Regions from separate parts of the Homo sapiens genome. Here region 1 is linked to region 2. A link is a contact called in ENCODE Hi-C or POLR2A ChIA-PET data. All regions are on one chromosome and are shown on one strand. The core of a region is the stretch at or near the end of the contact, and the rest is flanking DNA. Distances in the headings are between cores, read along the strand shown. Region 1 holds the start of RIN1 (Ras and Rab interactor 1). Region 2 holds the start of ACTN3 (actinin alpha 3).

The links. A loop is a pair of places that touch in the nucleus more often than their neighbours do. ChIA-PET counts read pairs that join two places held with the same protein, here RNA polymerase II (POLR2A). Pooled maps may share reads with other maps.
Region 1: a loop to region 2 is called in a pooled map, with 4 times the contacts of the local background. The contact joins the promoter of RIN1 here to the promoter of ACTN3 in region 2. A Hi-C loop is called at or near these places in 1 of 37 single-sample maps with no recorded cell type and 6 of 50 pooled maps. POLR2A ChIA-PET finds 5 or more read pairs at or near these places in 2 of 52 experiments (IMR-90 and OCI-LY7).

The regions. Positions count from the first base shown.
Region 1 is chr11:66,334,022-66,337,683 of GRCh38, reverse strand. It overlaps RIN1 (Ras and Rab interactor 1), which reads left to right and starts at 1,250. Exons shown (of 10, transcript NM_004292.3): 1 at 1,250-1,367; 2 at 1,526-1,706; 3 at 1,808-1,922; 4 at 2,002-2,074; 5 at 2,186-2,277; 6 at 2,433-3,170; 7 at 3,460-3,662. The coding sequence starts at 1,282. It overlaps BRMS1 (BRMS1 transcriptional repressor and anoikis regulator), which reads left to right. Exons shown (of 10, transcript NM_015399.4): 10 at 1-345. RefSeq lists an enhancer at 1-770.
Region 2 is chr11:66,543,934-66,548,688 of GRCh38, reverse strand. ACTN3 (actinin alpha 3) reads right to left here and starts at 1,786. Exons shown (of 21, transcript NM_001104.4): 1 at 1,605-1,786. The coding sequence starts at 1,751. ZDHHC24 (zDHHC palmitoyltransferase 24) reads left to right here and starts at 2,641. Exons shown (of 3, transcript NM_207340.3): 1 at 2,641-2,966; 2 at 4,708-4,755. The coding sequence starts at 2,686. RefSeq lists enhancers at 2,039-2,088, 2,159-2,218, 3,367-3,476 and silencers at 2,339-2,468, 2,649-2,888.

The sequences.
Region 1 (3,662 bases), core at 1-2,500, 210 kb after region 2:
GTGGCCGTGGAGCTGACCTGACCAGGCAAGGCTGCTGTCTCCATCCCTGAGCCGCCTGCCACCTCCCACTCCTGAAGATCCATCTCTTGGGGCTCCCCTGACAGAGAAGACAGCCGAAGTCAAAGCCACATCCTCTTGCTGATGTTGGATGCAGGCTGTCCGGCCTCAGGGCCAGGGAGCCAGTTTCCACTGTGCGGGAACTCTGAGTCAGACGTGATTATCTGGGGGTCTGTCCACCCTGGCTGGATCTGGAGGCAAGATGCCAGGCCCCCCAGGTGTTCTCAGGGCAGTTCTTGGTGTCTGCTTCTCAGATTCCAAGGACTGGAATTAAAACCTTTCCTGGGACTCTGGCGTGCCCTGTGTGTGTGTGTGATTTACCTTGCAAGAGAATCAGGGCTCCCGTGGGGAGCACCTGAACCAGGCCGACTTCTAGGGTGCCTGCAGATTGCCACTCCTCACACTACCCAGCAGAGGCTAGAGCACTGTGCGTGGGGCCAGGCTGGGGAGGGGGAGGTGGGCGCTGGGCTGCCTGGCGCTGGGCAGAGTCAACATATGGCACCGGGAGAGTGCCTCGGCGGGGAGGGTGGATGCGTGTGCTTGGAGCCTGGGTCATGTCTGCACCTGTCCCAGTTGCCTGGCAGATTGGCAAGGCAGGCTGGCAGAGCCTGCGTGCGTGGGAGGCAGCCGGCAGCACCGCCATGTGCTGACGACCTCACAGCCAGACTCCCCCTGGTTAGCACTGAGTGTCAGAACCACCCCCAGAACCTCAGTTAAGCAAATAGGTTGGTTTCCATGGAGACATGGCATATTTTCTCCATGGCAACCTAAAATCCTAAAACCCAGGTTCAGGAATGAGTCATCTATGGACAGTAGAGGGTGCTCTCCCACAAGGCTGACCTGAGGCCAGGGGCAGATGAGCAACTGACCACAGAGCCAAAGGTGCCCCCAGAGCATGGCTGGGGCCTGTGGGGACTGAGGCCGCTTAACCACTTCCCGCCCACGTGTGCAATGTGAGTAGCTGGTGAGGCTGCAGGAGGCCGTGTGTGGAGGTGGCATCCCCCAGCTGGGGCCCTCAGAGCAGGGCTAGCATGGAGGGGACCCCTGACCCCCAAAGCAGGGTCCAGAACAGAGGAGGCGGGCACTGGCCAGGCAGGGTGGACACACAAGAGTTAACTGGCGGGTGTGACAGGCGGACCGCCCTCAGGAAGTGTTACTCACTGGGGATGTGCGTGCCTTGCCTTGGGACTGGATTCTCTTCCTGAAGCGAAGGAGCTCCCAGCCATGGAAAGCCCTGGAGAGTCAGGCGCGGGCTCTCCTGGAGCCCCCAGCCCGTCCAGCTTCACTACTGGGCACCTGGCGAGAGAAAAGTTAGTGAAGTTGGCAGGGCAGCCAGGTGGGGCAGGGAGGGGCTGCGAGAGGAGGGCCTATCCGGGGATAGAGAAAGTGGGAAACCCGGGAGTGGGGAAGAGGAGAGCAAGGGTCCCAGCCCCTGGCTCCCTGCTCAGATCTGGGTGCCTGCCCCCAGGCCAGCCCAGGACCCACTGTATGACGTGCCCAATGCCAGCGGCGGGCAGGCAGGCGGGCCGCAGCGGCCGGGGCGCGTTGTGAGCCTGCGGGAGCGCCTGCTGCTCACCCGGCCCGTGTGGCTGCAGCTGCAAGCCAACGCAGCGGCCGCACTGCACATGCTGAGGACCGAGCCCCCGGGGGTGAGTCTTGCCCCACACTCCAGGGACTGGCCAGCCAGGGGTGGGAGGGAGAGGGATGGGACGCCAAGGTCCTGAGCTGCCTGAGCCCTATCCACTTGCAGACGTTCCTCGTGCGGAAATCTAACACCCGCCAGTGCCAGGCCCTGTGCATGCGGTTGCCTGAAGCCAGTGGCCCCTCCTTCGTCTCCAGCCACTACATCCTGGAGAGCCCTGGCGGTGAGGGGCTGGCCTGGCGGGAAGGGGCTGGAAGCAGGGAGGTTCCCCAGAGAAGCACCTCACTTCCCTCCTCTCTCAGGCGTCTCCTTGGAGGGCTCGGAGCTCATGTTCCCAGACCTAGTCCAGCTCATCTGTGCCTACTGCCACACCCGGTGAGTCTGCCCGCAGGGTGCCTGGTGTCCACGGGCCCTGCTCCTTGGGACAGCCCATCCTTCCCGCCCTCTTCGGCCCTCACTCCCTTCTGCTCCCCTCTCTGGCCTCAGGGACATCCTTCTCCTCCCGCTGCAGCTCCCCAGAGCCATCCACCACGCAGCCACTCACAAAGAGCTGGAGGCCATCTCCCATCTGGGCATTGGTAAGGGCTTCCTGCCACCCATTGCACAGATGAACAAGCTGAGGCCGAGGGGAAGGCAAGGCTCGCAGCACACCGCCCGAAGCCCCTGCCTTGCCTTGGTTGGGAAACTTCCCCTAACCAGTCCCGGAGGCCCCAGTCGGTTTCTTGTTCCCTAGAGTTCTGGAGCTCCTCCCTCAACATCAAGGCTCAGCGGGGCCCGGCTGGAGGCCCAGTGTTGCCCCAGCTGAAGGCCCGGTCCCCTCAAGAGCTGGACCAGGGCACCGGAGCCGCCTTGTGCTTCTTCAACCCCCTGTTCCCGGGGGACCTAGGGCCCACCAAGCGGGAGAAATTCAAGAGAAGCTTCAAAGTGCGCGTGTCCACAGAGACCTCCAGCCCCCTGTCTCCACCTGCCGTGCCACCTCCCCCCGTCCCCGTGCTGCCAGGGGCAGTCCCCAGCCAGACAGAGCGGCTGCCCCCTTGCCAGCTGCTACGGAGGGAGAGCTCAGTGGGGTACCGCGTGCCAGCAGGCAGTGGCCCTAGCCTTCCGCCTATGCCCTCCCTCCAAGAGGTGGACTGCGGCTCCCCCAGCAGCTCCGAGGAGGAGGGGGTGCCAGGGTCCCGGGGGAGCCCAGCGACCTCACCCCACCTGGGCCGCCGACGACCTCTGCTTCGGTCCATGAGCGCCGCCTTCTGCTCCCTACTGGCACCGGAGCGGCAGGTGGGCCGGGCTGCGGCAGCACTGATGCAGGACCGACACACAGCCGCGGGCCAGCTGGTGCAGGACCTACTGACCCAGGTGCGGGCTGGGCCCGAGCCCCAGGAGCTGCAGGGCATCCGTCAGGCGCTGAGCCGGGCCCGGGCCATGCTGAGTGCGGAGCTGGGCCCTGAGAAGCTGCTGTCGCCTAAGAGGCTGGGTGAGGCTCCGTCTCTCCATAGCTCCAGCACTGCCCCATCCGACCCTCTGCTCCCCTCCACAGCGCCAGCCTGTCTGATTCTGTTCTGCTGCTTTACAAATCCATCTTGTCTTACCACTGTTCGAGAGAGTTCCATCCCCTCTCTCCCCCAACTCTTCCGTCTCACCCAGGCTACCTCCTCCTGCTTTCCTTGCCTCTCCTCCCCGATTCTACCCCTGCTCCCTTCTCCCCTTGCCTCTGCCCCCCATACCCCCAGTCTTCCCCTGACCCCTCCCTGTCCCTCCGGCAGAACATGTCCTGGAGAAGTCATTGCATTGCTCTGTGCTCAAGCCTCTCCGGCCCATCCTGGCAGCCCGCCTGCGGCGCCGGCTTGCCGCAGACGGCTCCCTGGGCCGCCTAGCTGAGGGCCTCCGCCTGGCCCGGGCCCAGGGCCCCGGAGCCTTCGGGTCCCACCTGAGCCTGCCCTCCCCAGTAGAGTTGGAGCAAGTGCGC
Region 2 (4,755 bases), core at 537-3,036:
GTCACTGGGGAGAAAGGGAGCATAGAGCAACAGGGAGGGGTCAGGGCTAAAGCTGAGCACAAGGATGTTTATTACCACCTTGCAATAAACAACGCTGGACAAGAAAGAAATGAGCCAAATGTCCAACTACAAGGGATGCTGATTGATTTTCAGATCCTCTATGCTGTGCCAGCCATTGAATGAGTAGATGATGAGATGGTGACTGCAAGTTGGGATGAACAGATGTTCCTGATAATTTGTTAGGTGACAAAGGCAAGTTACAGACTGGCACGTGTCATATGGGGGGCACGCAGACCTGGATCTCGGAGAGGCCCGGGTGGGTGGGGGTAGGGATAGGAGATGTTGCAGAACAGGTGGCAGCTGGAGCCAAGGACAGGGATGACACCACCGGGAAATTGCCAAACCTGGGACTGCAGCCGTGCTTGGAGACAGGTGCAGGGGGAGCCTAAGGGGAGGCCTGTCACCCGGGGCACCCCAGCCGAGTCAGCGGAGCCTCTCGGCCCTTGGGGTCATCTCCTGTCATCTAACCCAGCAGAAGTACTCTGATTCTAAATTCTGGGACTCTCAGGTCATTTAAATTCCACTGAGTACCCCAGTACCCTGCCCTCTCCTGGAGTCATACAGTGTTGGCACACGCTGAGCAGGGTCCAATGGCCTCATAGTGCCCTCCTGGTTACCCCTGGCCTGCCACTCTCCAAAGTATTCTCCCTCTGGCCTGGATCATTTTCCCTTTGGGAACCCAGGTGTCCTGCCCCCTCTACTTGGGAAAGTCTGGGAGTGAAAATAGCTCAGGGAGGGAGGGGCCCTGAGTGCCCAACGGGCTGGGCCTGGGTAGCAGCTGCCCCTGTGCCCCTCTTTGGCGCCCCCGAGGTGCTGCCTCAGCACTAAGTGTCCATCTGGCTGGAGAGTCAGGTTACAGCGTAAGGGGACCCAGGTCTCCCCTCCTCCCCGACCTATGGCCTTTTCAGCAGACTCAGGGCCCCATGCCTGGGGTATCTTGGGAAAGAATGGGGGTAGGGAAAAGGGTAAAGATCCTCAGGTTGCGGGGGTCCTGATGTCTGACAGTCTGTGATGTGGGGCCTGTCTGTGCTCTTTCTGGGCTTCAGTTTCTTCAATTGTTAAATGAGATACAGCGACTATGGACCCCACCCTGGAGACGAGGTGGGGTGGGGTCTGAGAGGACCCTTCTCACTACCCCCACACTCCCAAGTCCACTAGTTGCCTGACTGCAAGCCTTCAGGGTGGGGTCTGGGAATATTTAACTAGAAGAAGATTCTTCTTTCTGAACCCCCCCTAACTTGGATCTCCTGGGGTTTGCCCAGCCTGTTTTCAGCAGCAGAAGTGGGGCAGTGGGCCCAGGGGAATGAACCCTGGTGGGGGTGGGGAGCCCAGAAACTCTCTTGTCATTTTAAACCCCTCTTGAGGGCTCCCAGCCCTCTCCTCCAGCCCTGGGGACAGCAGGCAGCTGATGGGCAGAGCCTGGGCTGGGGATTAGCACTCTAGGTTAAAGACAAGCTCTGCCCCTGCACTGCTGAGATGCCCAGGACAAACAGCCCGGCCTCTCAGGCCTCGGTTTTGCTGTCAGGAAATGGGCGAGCACTCACTTTCCGCTGCTGCTTCTCCCAGGCCGGGTCCAGCAGCAGGTCGCGGTCCCAGTCCTCCTCCTGTTCCATGTACTCGCCGCCCCCGCCGCCGCCCGCAAAGCGCCCCTCCCCGGCCCCCAGACCCTCGGGCTGCATAACCATCATCATCTCGATCGGGCTCCTGGCTTCGCTCCGCTCGGCACGCTCTCGGACACCCGGGCCCCATTAAGTAGGGCCCAGCCCAGCCCCAGATCGAATTCGCACTAAATATGGGGGAGGAGGGAGGGGCCGGATGGGGGTGAAGGAGCTCGGGTTGGACCTGGCAAGGGGTTGTCCTGAAGCCGGGAACTGCGGGACTCGGGGGCGCCGGGGTGGATCTCGCGGCGGAGATCCTGGGTTTGCATTCCTGCTCCGCTGCTGGGGCGCTGTGTGACCTTGAGAAATCCACGGGACCTCTCTGAGTCTGTTTACTCCTCTCCACAATAGAAAGGCCGATAATAATAGTGGCCGCGGGCCGCTCTAGAGGCTGCCCTCTGGAGCTCCTCGTGAGCCTCTTCCAGCACCTCGCTGGTGGGACACAGAGCCCTATCCCCATTTCACAGTCAGGAACACAGAGGCGCCGAGCTGTTTTGCATGTTTTCTGGGGTGATGGAGACACCCGGGCATGGGGAACGGCTCTGAGCCAGCTGGATGGGCTGCGGCAGGGCTATTAATATCGGGGCGGCTGTGGGGAGTAGGGGAGAATGTGCTGAGCCGGGAAACCCCGACACCACCCCGGCTGCAACTCAATCCCCCGGGCACTCCTGGCCCCCGCGCCAGCGGGCGGGGCTCCGACGGGATGGGAGGAGCCTCCAGGGTGGGCGGGTCAATCACTCCGCGGCGTTATCCGGGCTCCAGCGCCGCGGGATTCCGAGCGCCTCCACTGCTGGTCCGTTGGCCAGATCAACTCGCCGCGTGGGCCGGCCGTTCCCTGAGAGTCTGAGCGCTCGCCGCACCCCCTTCCGAGCTTCTATTGGCCGTAGCAGACGTCCGTCTGCCGCTATCTCCGCCCCAATACGGAAGCGGCCTAGTCCTCCGGCTCCGACAGCTGGGTGTCCAGGCCATGGGGCAGCCCTGGGCGGCTGGGAGCACGGACGGGGCGCCCGCGCAGCTGCCTCTCGTGCTCACCGCGCTGTGGGCCGCGGCCGTGGGCCTGGAGCTGGCTTACGTGCTGGTGCTCGGTCCCGGGCCGCCGCCGCTGGGACCCCTGGCCCGGGCCTTGCAGCTGGCGCTGGCCGCCTTCCAGCTGCTCAACCTGCTGGGCAACGTGGGGCTCTTCCTGCGCTCGGATCCCAGCATCCGTGGCGTGATGCTGGCCGGCCGCGGTCTGGGCCAGGGCTGGGCGTGAGTGGGGTGCGGGATCGGGCGGGGAGAAGTGGGAGCCTTGGACAGGGGGGAGGGGCCCCAAGACCTGAGATGTTAGAACCGGGTTACATTAGGATCCAGGTTGTTAGAATCAGACATTTTTTTAGAACCTGGGATGGAAGAGCTAGAATTGAGTGTTATTTATTTACTCGCAAATACTTATTGGGAGCCTACTAGGTGCAAGGTTTTGTTACAGGGACGAAGGGTACAATAGAACAAATTCCTGATTTGAGGGGGGTGCAGATGAGAAACTAGAGGAATAATAAGCAAATCATATAGAATGCTAGAAGGTGATAGTAGTTTGGAAACAAGAAGTAGAGCAGGGTAAAGGGGTTGCAAGTTTCAATATTAAATAGGTGGTTAGGCCGGGTGCGTTGGCTCACATCTGTAATCCCAGCACTTTGGGAGGCCGAGGCCGGCGGATCACTTAAGGTCAGAAGTTTACCAGCCTAGCCAACGTGGTGAAACCCCGTCTCTACTAAAAATATAAAAAAATTAGTCGGGCATGGCGGCACGTGCCTGTAATCTCAGCTACTGGGGAGGCTGAGGCAAGAGAATTGTTTGAACCTGGGAGGCGGAGGTTGCAGTGAGCCGAGATCGAGCCACTGCACTCCAGCCTGGGTGACAGAGCAAGACTCCCTCCGTCTCAAATAAATAAATACATAAATAAACAGGTGGTAAATTCTCATCACAAAAATATGAGTGTTTGAGGTAATGGCTATCCTAATTAGCTTGATTTATTCCAAGCTGTACTGATAAATCATAACATCACTTGGTATCCCATAAGTATATACAACTGGAATTTGTCAATTTATAATTAGAAAAAAAAATTACACCAGGTACAGGCTCTACACACACATTTTATGCCAGGCAGAGGCTTTTGCTGAGACTGAGGCTGTAGTGTGCTATGATCACACCTGTGAACAACCACTACACTCCAGCCTGGGTAATGTAGCGAGACTCTGTCCCTAAAAATTTTTTTTAATTAATTTTTAAAATAATATACATAAATGTGTGGTCAAGGTAGACCTCATAGAGAAGGAGGCATTTGAGCAAAAAACTTGGAGGGCGTGGGGGGCGGTTAGCCATGTGGGAATCTGAGGGAAAGGTGTTCCAGGCAGAGGTAACAAGTGGTGCAAAGGCTCTGAGGCAGTTGTGTACCCAGCATGTATGTTCCCAGAACAGCAAGAAGGCCAGTGTGGCTGGAGTGCAGTAAGAGAGGGGAAGAGATGTCACAGATAGAAGGATGTTGTAGGACACTGAAGGCTTTGCTTTTTACTAGAAATAAATTGGAGAACCACAGGAGGGTTTTAAGCAGAGGAGGGTCAGTTTGGTTGCTGGGGTGAGACCGTACGAGGTGGGGCAAAGGTGGAATCGGAGACCAGTCAAGAGGCTATTGCAGTAATCCAGAGAGTTCCTAGTGACCTGGACAAAGGGGTGACCGTGGAGGAAGGGAGGGATTTGCTGCTGGATGTCAGTGGCTTGAGAGAGGTCTCAGGACTGGGGATGTTAGGGCTGGAAGAGACCTCAGACCTGTAGTGCTAGAACTAGAAGGGCCTGGGACATCTTGTTTAGCCTGCATTTACTTGTAAAGAAATTGAGGCTTAGCCAGGGCAAATGGCTGTTGCCACTTCCGCAGGATGGGCTCTGGGGCAGCCCTGTGCACAATATGGGGCATCTGAGCTGCTGGGGGAACTGACGCTGTGGTTCCTTCCTGCAGTTACTGCTACCAATGCCAAAGCCAGGTGCCGCCACGCAGCGGACACTG